Regions from separate parts of the Homo sapiens genome. Here regions 2 and 3 are each linked to region 1. A link is a contact called in ENCODE Hi-C or POLR2A ChIA-PET data. All regions are on one chromosome and are shown on one strand. Each heading gives the region's core, a stretch centred on a gene start or an enhancer-like site at or near the end of the contact. The rest is flanking DNA. Distances are from core to core; before and after follow the strand shown. Region 1 overlaps LDLRAD4 (low density lipoprotein receptor class A domain containing 4). Region 2 overlaps LDLRAD4 (low density lipoprotein receptor class A domain containing 4). Region 3 overlaps LDLRAD4 (low density lipoprotein receptor class A domain containing 4).

Region 1 (3,516 bases), core at 551-3,050:
GCTCCCCTTTTATATTTAAGCAAAATGGATAGAAAATCAGTAACTTGCTTTTGAATAGTACCTGGCAGTTTATGTGGTATTTTGCAGTTCAGTGTAGAAATAAATGCTACTTTTTTGTGACACAGCACACTTTTAGCTGAAACGTGGAGTATACTTTTACCTTGTACATTTTCATTTAGACTGGATTTTAAAGCTACCTTAGTTATTTTTTATAATAAATTCCAGAGTTTTCCAAAATTCTCTCATTTCTTTTAAAATGACACGTGTACAGTTCCATTCTTCTTTGATAATATGTCTACATTTATAAATATTTTCTAAATATTTCACATATTTCCACCATGCAAACGTGTGGAAATGTGTGAAATATTTAGAAAAAATGTGTACGTTTGATCCTCAACCACGTGGAATTTGCTTTTACCTTTTAGAGAAATCACACTTGGAGGTGATGTCATGTGTCCCTGATAATTACACGTAAATGTTGGCTGTTTTGTTACCTTCTGACCCACATAGGTCGTCTCTTGGGATAGCACAGGTAGCAGAGGATGCTGCAGAGGCCAGAGCCCTCCCAGCCCTGACCCCACACAGGCTCCTATGGAGGCCGGAGCCCTCTCAGCCCTGACCCCACACAGTCTCCTGTGGAGGCCAGAGCTGGGTCATGGACTGCAGGCTGCCGATGGGAGCAAGCTCTCATGCAGGAGTGGCTGTCTGTCCATTGTTGGTCTGTGGAGAAGGTTCTAGAGCCAAAGAACCTGGAGTCTAGAATCTCACTAATTAGATGTGGTCCCCAGCAGCATCAGCATCCCCTGGGAGCTGGTTGGAAATGCAGCCTCTTGGGCCCTGCCCCGGACCTGCTGAACCGAATCTGCAGTCACCACATCCCCGGAATTTGCAGGCACCTTAATCTCAGGAAGCTCTGGTCTGGATCTTCGCTTTCCCAGAACAGCCGTGCATCAGAATCACCTTTGGAGCTGATGAGACACTGCAGAGTCCTGCCCCAGCCCCGACAGATAGTGATTCAATTGGTCTGGGGTGATTCTGCCACCCAGCCAGGAGTGGGACCCGTGCTCTGAAATGGTCATCCCTGTTGGCTGAGGGGCGATTGAGAAGGCCAGCACCTGCTAGGTGTGTGTCTGGAAGTCTGCAGCAGCTTCAATTACACAGCCCAGCTGCTGGGAGCCTCATCTTTAGGACTCTATCCCCAAGTGGACATCTTATTCCTAAAGAGCACCCCAGGCCCTGGACCTGTGTGTAGGTGCCGTCTGCAGCCCCATGACGGGGATGGAGATTTGCAGGCGTCTAGCCACCCAGCCTCCACTCCCTTCCCTTCCTGTTCCCATGGAAACAGATTGCGGGAACACTGGGCATGGTGCTATCTTTACCCGGTTTTTGGCGATCTGAGGTCTGTTTCCATGGGAACTAGAAGGGAAGGGGACGGTAGTGGAGCAGCTAGACTGCTTTTAGATTTTGATGGCAGCCTCTGTGCTCACTGTAAAACCTGCTTTGCCCAAGTTTACCTCTAGGCCAGGGGTCCGTGCAGCTCTGAATGCAGCCAGGACTCATCTGGAGGAGAGGCCGGTGGAAAAGGAGGAGAAAAGGAGGAGGTCTGAAAATATCCTTGAAAATGCCAGTCATTCCCTTTTCCTCCAGGAAGCCATTTTTAGGTGTTGGTATAAGTTATTTAAATGCCATCTTTAGTTATTATTTCTTGTATGGTTTTATTGAACATAATAACATGTTTTTATTCAAAGGAAGTGAGGAGATGAGTCATTTCGATAGGAGTGATGTCTCCGACGTGGGGAATCCCTGTGGCTCGGCAGTGCGAGTGAGTCACAGCTGGCTCTGTGTGTTGGGCTGGAAATGAGGGCCTGCTGGGTCAGGGCAGGGCCGAAGCTGAGTGAGATGGGGAGGCTTGGGTTGGTGGTAAGGACAAAGTAAAGTGATGCTGACCTATTTAAGTATTTGAAGATGAAAAGCTAAATTCTAATCTAAGCAGGCCCTGGCCTGAGTGAATGCTCTGAGTGTTCAGTTATGGAGTGGAGTTTACTGGGGCAATCATGGTGCTCTGCTTTTCCCTCCCTTCCCTCTGTACAGTCAGGGAACAGCACCCTCTTCCTCCCTGCCAGGGAGCCTGCACCTGGTGGGAGGCCTTCTCCTCCTCGTTTCCTCCCGCCCGCCAGCGCCTTGCTCTTCAACACTGGTCTTGTCCACCGGCGTATGTGTGTTTCCCGATTTCAAGTGTATTTGTTAATTATCTAGTTTTTAAGTAAAAATAGAGGGTAGTTTTGGTGATTGCCTGGGGTATTGGGGATATTTGGGGAGCAGTGGCCCAGATTATCTTGGTGAAAGTGGCAGCAGCTTACTTTCCTTGGAGGAGTGAAATCAAGTCCTCGTTCTTGCCGTTTGAGGGAACTGTGTTCACTTCATCAGACTCTGGGAGGGAGGGTAGGCACGAGGTTGCTGTCTGTTGCGGGAAAGCTGCCCCTCCCTGCCTGTCCTCCCAGGCTGTGCGGGCACTGGCCTCTGTCTGAAGAAATGTGCTTAGGTCTCCATGCAGAGTAGGGGTTGGAATAAATCGATTCCTACTTGTCAACTCCAGTGGGGAAGGGAATAAATAAGGGCCAGATTCTGAGAGGGAAAAAGAAAAATCTAAAGAAGACATGACTTTCCGTGCAGAGGAAGTTGGCGGTCAGGCTGGCGCGGCCCACGGTCGCTTAGATCATGAAAGGCCTCTCAGAGCCTGTGCATCCCCATGAACAGCGGCGTCAGCTGCCAAGCATGGCAGTTATATTCCCTCTTGCCAGCGGCATCCTGTGGTTTTCTCTGGTGGATCCCAGGAATTCTCCTGCCTGGATCTGACGGTGGACATATAAGACAGACAGATCCTTTCAGCATCAGGTATACACAGGGGCTTCTTCTGCGGGTGAGGGCACAGCTCAGGATGAGACGGCTCCTGCAGTTGCCGATCAGTGCCTCTGAAGCCCAGCAAACTCAGCACACCCTCGGCGTCCGGTGCTGTGGAAGACTGCTCTATCACACGCGGTTCCAGAGGGGCCAGTTCTGTCTTCCAGGAGGGCACGTATCTTTACCGCTGCCTGGGCTGCCTGGCGGGATACATGGTACCTGTCTGTGGTGCTTTCCCCATGAATAACCCTCACTTGCTTTTCCTGTGTGAGAGCACACGCACGGGCCTTCGTTACCAAGGCAGTGGAAATTGGTCTAATGAACTCTTTCTGCCTGGCCGGAGGCCTCCAGAACACAGCGGTGGGGTTTGTGGCCCCATTAGTTAGAGACCAGGCAGCCTTCCCCTGGGTTCTCTGCCCTCTGTGACAGCTGCTCCTGGGGACAGATGCACTTTCACATCCTGCCTCGCCTGGCCTTGCAGGAAGTCAGGAAGCTCTCTCAGTGCTCCCTGAAGGTGCATCGAGTCGGGACTACCCGTCAGAAGGCTTAGTGTGCCGGGCCCCGCAGGTGGCATTTGATGTGTGTCACACCCAAGAGCTCCTCTGTCACACTCTT
Region 2 (3,516 bases), core at 547-3,046, 200 kb after region 1:
GGATCAAATGGTAGTTCTTTCTACTTTTAGTTCTTTAAAGAATCTCCACATTGTTTTCCATAGTGGTTGTACTAGTTTACATTCCCACCAGCTGTGTAAACGTGTTCCTTTTTCACCGCATCCACGCCAACATCTGTTATTTTTTGATTTTTGGATTAAGGCCATTCTTGCGGAGTAACGTGGTATTGCATTGTAGTTTTGATTTGCATTTCCCAGATCATTAGTGATGTTGAGCATTTTTTCCTATATTTGTTGGCCATTTGTATATCTTCTTCTGAGAATTGTCTACTCATGTCCTCAGCCCAGTTTTTGATGGGATTGTTTGTTATTTTTTCTTGCTAATTTGTTTGAGTTCCTTGTAGATTATAGATATTAGTCCTTTGTCAGATGTATAGATTGTGAAGATTTTCTCCCACTCTGTGGGTTGTCTGTTTACTCTGCTGACTGTTCCTTTTGCTGTGCAGAAGTTTTTATGAAGCAAGTCTTTGGGGAGGATATTTTGTCTCATAAAAGTTATTACAAACATCAAGAAAGTGGATTCCAGCCGGGCGCAGTGGCTCACGCCTGTAATCCCAGCACTTTGGGAGGCCAAGACGGGTGGATCACGAGGTCAGGAGATCCAGACCATCCTGGGTAACACGGGGAAACCTGTCTCTACTAAAAATACAAAAAATTAGCTGGGCATGGTGGCGGGCGCCTGTAGTCCCAGCTACTTGGGAGGCTGAGGCAGGAGAATAGCGTGAACCTGGGAGGTGGAGCTTGCAGTGAGCCGAGATTGTGCCACTGCACTCCAGCCTGGGGGACAGAGCGAGACTCTGTCTCAAAAAAAAAAAAAAAAAAAGAAAGAAAGAAAGAAAGAAATAAAGTGGATTCCTCTTCCAGTTTCTTGCCTAGCTTAAAGCCATGTAATTCTTGCCAGCTCACATTGTGACTTTTCTGGCTTTCAACACTTTGATTGGGATTTACCATTTAATTAAATAAGCTTAGGAGCTGGAGGGTGGGTGCTGTCCGGGGTCAGTTCAGTCAACCCCTGGTTCTCTTTGCACTTCACAGAATGTGGATTGTCTCTCTGTTCATGGGCTCTGCTGGGCTCTCTGAGCTCAGAACCTTCAGATTTGTTGGGTGGGACCACAGATAGTCATGGTAAGTGCAGTCATCCTTCCCAGCTGTAGCAGGGGGATGTCCGGAGGCTGTGGAAGGTAGAGTGTTAGGATAGAGATGGCGACAGTGTGGCCATCTCAGGAGGGCCTGGGGTGCCCATGAGCTCCGCTCAGAGAAACTGCCAGCTGAGCAGACGGGAGGACCTGGCTTTGAAAGAAGTTACAACATTAAGCAAAACAACATGTCGTTGTCTGTGGAAAGGAATCCTTAGCATAAGTTTTTGAAAATATGATCAGGTGTCTTGACCCAACACTTAAAAAGTGAAGTCCACAGGGTTTAATTTCCTGGTGATATTTTTGTTTTTATTTGCGGTTTAGCATTTTTTTTTTAAGTATCCGAATTTGCATGAGGCTAGTTTTGTATTTCTGCAAGTTTCAGTCCATGTGATTTGAAGCAGATGTCATAGTCACACAAACAGAGTCCATAATGGGAAAGTCAACTCCTGGGCATGCTGTTCCATGCCTACATGGACTGGAAAGAAATTTGATTACTTTGGGAAATTAGGCTAATATTTCAGGGGTTGTGTAATGGACAACAAAGGACATGTTCAGCAGCTTTTGAGAACTGAGAGAATGGAGGATTGAGGACCCTGCAGCGGCAGTCCTGAGTCTCCAAGCGCGGCTGTGTTGAGATGGGTTTGCTGGCTGCTGGGGAACATGCCTTTGCTCAGCCGAGGACAGCTTTTTACTGTGGTGATGTTAGAAATGTGGGCAGAGTGAGTTATGACTCAGTCTATTGTAATTAGAAAAAAGAGCAACCACTGAGAAAAGTCCTCAGAGAAAACTTAAGAAATGGGGATGTTCTTATTCTCAGAAAACTAAAACGGGAAGTCATTCTTGGTGATAGTGAGGGGAAACGCAAAAGCGAAGGGAGAGGGGAGCTCTGTGTGCGGCGTCTCTAGCATTGCACAGTCCTCTTTAATGAATAAATGGAACCTTAATAAGGAAAAGTACCGGCTACATTATCGGTTGCAAATTGATTTGCTGTAGGCAAATTCTAATGTAGTTTGGCCATGTGAGGCGTACCTCTTAAGAAAACAAAATCAGGTTGCCTGAAAATGGACTCTTGCTTTCCAGGTGAAAAAGGCACTGGAAACACCACACAGCTTTGTCCTGTAATGTTTCCTTACTCTGGAATCATGAATGGGCTTTTCTCGTGCTATATCTAAAACTCAGCTCTGATTATTATGTTTAAAAAGAGGCTGTGCTTACTTTCCACACCCAAATGAGGCTGAGAGTGGCTGTGAGGAAGGGAGGTCAGTGCCTCCTACTTCTTTTTGGTGGGGCAAGCAGGGGAGGGAGAATCCATCTCTAAAAACCAGTGGTTCTTAACCTTTGAGAATCTGAAGCAGGCCAAAGACTTTCATCCCAAAGCAATGCAAATATACCAAGTCTCATGTGTAGTTACGGGGTTTGCAGACCCCTGAAGCTCATCCGTGGGTCTCAGCTAAAAGCACCTGCTACAAACTCAGTAAGTGCTTTTTCCCCATTAAATAATTGGTGGCATCATCTGTCTGATGAATTACCACCTTACTACTTTATTTTCTAATTTTAACTGTTATTTATATTCCCCTGGAACACCTTGAAATTTTCCCTAAAACTAGATTGACTAATCTGGGTCCCTCCTTGTCTCAGGAGATGGGGATGGTCTCCCACTTCCACCTGTGCCCTCCCTGGCCAGCACATCATCATTGTCATCGGAACCACCTTCTTTGTAACTGTCCTCCTCCAAGCAGTGTTTGCCAAGCATGGTGCTAGGTGCCAGAGAATAAGCTAGAGGACAGGAAAGAAGAAACACATAGAAGTATTAACCTTCAGCGGAAGAAGGCGTGCCCACCTGGGAGAAGTGACAGTGGCGATCTTATAGAGCCTGTGGCATGCCCTGCAGATCGTGCACACAGCTGAATAAGATGCTGGTGCTGGCTTCTTAGCGAACCATAATATATTTAGCTTGGAGCAACTTTTGTTTTTTGCTAGGATGAAAAACAACCTGAAACTCAGGATACATACAAGAGATCAAAATAAAAACCATGAAAGTACAGTGACCCATTTAAAAGTTGTCCGGGTCTTTTTTTTTTTTTTTTTTTTTTTTTTTTGTCAGAGATCATGGTAGACCACAAATCGCTGAGTTAATAATATAATGCTATTTGGCCGGGCGCAGTGGCTCACGCCTATAATCCCAGCACTTTGAGAGGCTGAGGTGGGCAGATCACGAGGTCAGGAGATCGAGACCATCCTGACTAACACGGTGAAACCCCGTCTCTACTAAAAATACAAAAAATTAGTCAGACGTGATGGCACGTGCCTGTAGTCCCAGCTACTCTGGAGGCTGAGGCAGGAGAATTGCTTGAAGCTG
Region 3 (3,516 bases), core at 609-3,108, 180 kb after region 1:
CATGGGTGAGGTTTAAGGTGGGTGCACAGGGAGAGTGAGGCTTGGTGCTTGGCTATGCCCGAATCCAGAGAGGCTTTTATAAAGAAAAATCATGAGCCCAGATCAAATAACCACATAGACCAAGGAGAGAGAAATAACTTCTGCCTTAGAGAACAAGGAAAGCTTCACAGAACAGGGAGTACTTAAGCCTGGTCTTTTGAGGATGATGTATTTGAGGGAAAGGGAGTGTCCATGGGTAAACAAAGACTTGCTAATGGGATACACGGGAATATGTTTGGAAAAGGCCATGATGGGGAGTGGTTGTCACTGGTTGTCCTTGTCCTTGTGCATCATATCAAGGGTATGTAGTTTAAACGTGATTTATAACTGCTGATGGTGACCTTGATCACCTGACTGAGGTGTATTAGGTTTCCTCACTGTCAAGTTGCTCTTTTCCCCCGTCTAAAGAGAACCACCCTTTAAAGGGTGATTAATGCTTTATAAAGGGTGATTAATAGATATTAGCAATGCATGGTGATGAAAACCAAGCTTGGACGTTACAGCACTTTCATCTGGCTTAAGGAGATAATAAGCACGGCCAGGCTCAGTGGCACACACCTGTAATCCCAACACTTTGGGATGCCAAGGCAGGAGGATCACTTGAGCCCAGGAGTTTGAGACCAGCCTAGCCAACACCGCAAACCCTATCTTTACAAAATTAAAAAAAAAAAATTAGTCAGGCATCATGGCACATGCCCATAGTCCTAGCTGCCCAGGAGGCTGAGCCAGGAGGATCACTTGAGCCCAGGAGTTCAAGCTTACAGTGAGCTATGATCACAACACTGTGCTCCAGCCTGGGTGACAGAGTGAGATCCTGTCTCAAAAGAAAATAAGCAAAAAACTAGACTTTGTCTTCACTTTGAACATGATCCTAACCTAAACTTGACCTTCTCAAACACTAGTGCCTAAGGATGGTTTCTTTAGACAAAGCCTTTTTTTTTTGAGATTGAGTCTCGCTCTTTCGCCCAAGCTGGGGCGCAGTGATGCGGTCTTGGCTCACTGCAAGCTCCGCCTCCCAGGTTCACGCCATTCTCCTGCCTCAGCCTCCCAAGTAGCTGGGACTACAGGCATGCGCTACCACACCCGGCTAATTTTTTATATTTTTAGTAGAGATGGGGTTTCACCGTGTTAGCCAGAATGGTCTCGATCTCCTGACCTCATGATCTGCCTACCTTGGCCTCCCAAAGTACTGTGATTACAGGCGTGAGCCACCACAGCCGGCCTAGACAAAGCTTTTTATAGGGAGACGAGAAATTGTTAAGAAGTGAGCTAAGAATTGTAAAACACTTAGTATGTGGCATTGTAATATATGTGTTATTGTCTGTTGTTACCATCATGATCATCACCATCATCACGTGCATTGAGTAGCTGAAGAACCTCGATACCAGACACCAGTATGTCCAAATTCTTGATGCCCAATCTCATTATTTTCACTTTGAATTTGAATTAGAAGTAAGTTGTTAAACAGGAACAAAATCTAATCATTTTTTCAAGGTACAAAAAAATTCCACATATTGAAATATAATGAATGGTTTTGCAAACTTTGATTGGCACTTTAAAAGGTGTTGGAGTAGGGCGCTCTGGGAAACTGCCTATTGATTGCACTGTTGTCAGTTTCTAAGCAACCATTGCCAAATTTATCTTCATGTCACACAACTTGTGTGTTTATCCAAGCTGGTTGAAATTCTTACCCTTGTGCAAAAATAGACCAGGGTGAATATTGAGTGGGACTGTATCGGAGGAGTGGGCTGCATTCCTCCATAGTTCCCAGTAGGTGTCACTCTGGCAGAAGAAAACAAGACATGATGGGTTCTGAAGACACATCCCTGGGGATCCGCCCAGGCCACAGGGGCATGCAGAAGCACCACTTGCCTACCTCAGTTCCCCTATTCGTACCCGACTTCTCTGGCCAGCAGGGGCAGGTTGCCCAGGCCACGTGGTGAAGAGCATTCCTGGAAAACATTGTTCTAGACCCACCTGGCTACAGACATCCCAGCTTACTCATAAAGCATTAAAGCAGTAATAGAGGAAGAGCTATATCTATGTAGCTGTAACCCGAAGAATTGGCAGCACTTGCTGGGATATGGGTAGCAAATTTTTATTCCTAGTAGGATCGGCACATGTATGGCTCAGTCGTAAATGTTTATCAGCTAGCTGAACGAGTCCCACGAGGACTTCATGTGTTTCTGGGTAATCTTCCATAGGAGTTACTGTTTACTCAGAAATGCAAAATAATTTTGCTATTAGCCAGTGTAACTAAGAAAAATTTTAAAAAGTATGAAAAATATAAAACAGTAAGAAAAATATAAAATATGAACACCCAAAGAGAACCTCTGCCACCATTGCTTTCTGTTAATAGGTGATCAACAGTAAGCATTACATAACCTTGAATTCTCCCACCCAGCCCTCCCCCTGCCCCTCTACAAGAGCAAGTCATCGGGGGCCACCCTGTGCACTAGGGCAATCACAGAAGTGGGAAGCACACCAGCTCCCCAGCTAATGCGACTCGCAGGCACTGAAGTACTGTTACTGTCACTAGACGTGCCACCGGCAGCACCCCAGAATGTAGTACCCCACTGGCTGCAAGACCAGCATTAGATAAAAGTAAGCAGGGAGTCTCGATGGATCACCACTGATCTTTGGTATCTGTAAAGGTGTCACTGTCTCTTTAAGGAAAGAGGGAGTCCCTACTTTCATTTTTCCTCAATAAATAATTTTTGACTGATTAGTGACAAAGGGACACTTTAGTGGGTGATCAGCACAGCATCTGCATGGCTGCTTCCTTGTGGGGTTTCTGAAGCTGCTTCTGTGACTCAGCCCCTCACCAACAAACAAACAAATGAGATAAATCCCAGAGACCTGGAAGAGGGAACCTGCCTTGAAATGGCATTCATGGAAAAGGTCTGGACACTTCAGCCAAGTTATTTGTATAATTTGTTAGTTACATATAAGGCCCAATATGCTAAAAAAATGCAACAGGATTATTAGTCTCTATTTGTCTAGAATTGAAATTTCTAAGTAGGTGTGTGAATTTATATGGGTATGTATCATATATATGTGTATGTATGTACATATACACATGTACACATATATATGACAAATAGCTTACATGTATATATACATATAGAAATGCAAGTATATCTGTGTACATATGTATGTATGTACATTTTATATATGTATATATATACATGTAAGCTATTTGTTATTTCTTCTGTCTAGAGACCAACATCACACTCCCTGAGAGTCAGAAAACTGGGTTCAGACAGCAGCTCTGCAAATGACTTTTCCAGGACATTCGCTAAATCACTGCCCCTCTCCTGGACTCAGTTGCCCATGGAGGAGTTGGCGGGAGATCTCTGATGCCTCTTCCAGTTCAAAGACAGCACAGCTGGTACACAGCCTCTGCTTGTATCCAGACAGCACTTTGCTGCCCCTGACCAAGAAGTGCCTATCTTCAAACCAAGATGTTGGTCTGCC

Evidence for each region. Hi-C counts contacts between places; a loop is a spot of excess contacts on that map. ChIA-PET counts read pairs that join two places held with the same protein, here RNA polymerase II (POLR2A). Pooled maps may share reads with other maps.
Region 2: a loop to region 1 is called in a pooled map, with 6 times the contacts of the local background. The contact joins two enhancer-like sites. A Hi-C loop is called at or near these places in 2 of 168 maps with a recorded cell type or tissue (CD14-positive monocyte and naive thymus-derived CD4-positive, alpha-beta T cell), 2 of 37 single-sample maps with no recorded cell type and 13 of 50 pooled maps. POLR2A ChIA-PET finds 5 or more read pairs at or near these places in 5 of 52 experiments (T-cell, activated T-cell and activated naive CD4-positive, alpha-beta T cell).
Region 3: a loop to region 1 is called in a map of CD14-positive monocyte, with 2.3 times the contacts of the local background. The contact joins two enhancer-like sites. A Hi-C loop is called at or near these places in 3 of 168 maps with a recorded cell type or tissue (CD14-positive monocyte, naive thymus-derived CD4-positive, alpha-beta T cell and posterior vena cava), 3 of 37 single-sample maps with no recorded cell type and 13 of 50 pooled maps. POLR2A ChIA-PET finds 5 or more read pairs at or near these places in 3 of 52 experiments (HepG2, T-cell and activated naive CD4-positive, alpha-beta T cell).

Annotation. Positions count from the first base shown.
Region 1 is chr18:13,373,656-13,377,171 of GRCh38, forward strand. All of the region lies in intron 2 of LDLRAD4 (low density lipoprotein receptor class A domain containing 4), which reads left to right. Among named protein-coding and RNA genes, the nearest start is that of LDLRAD4-AS1, 52 kb to the right of the region's middle. RefSeq lists enhancers at 1,463-2,662, 1,663-1,792. Within about 2 kb of position 1,801, at least 18 of the 41 ENCODE cell types and tissues checked have a DNase peak (open chromatin) inside an H3K27ac peak, as active enhancers do.
Region 2 is chr18:13,575,600-13,579,115 of GRCh38, forward strand. All of the region lies in intron 4 of LDLRAD4 (low density lipoprotein receptor class A domain containing 4), which reads left to right. Among named protein-coding and RNA genes, the nearest start is that of MIR4526, 34 kb to the right of the region's middle. Within about 2 kb of position 1,797, at least 4 of the 41 ENCODE cell types and tissues checked have a DNase peak (open chromatin) inside an H3K27ac peak, as active enhancers do.
Region 3 is chr18:13,556,438-13,559,953 of GRCh38, forward strand. All of the region lies in intron 4 of LDLRAD4 (low density lipoprotein receptor class A domain containing 4), which reads left to right. Among named protein-coding and RNA genes, the nearest start is that of MIR4526, 53 kb to the right of the region's middle. RefSeq lists an enhancer at 1,985-2,084. Within about 2 kb of position 1,859, at least 2 of the 41 ENCODE cell types and tissues checked have a DNase peak (open chromatin) inside an H3K27ac peak, as active enhancers do.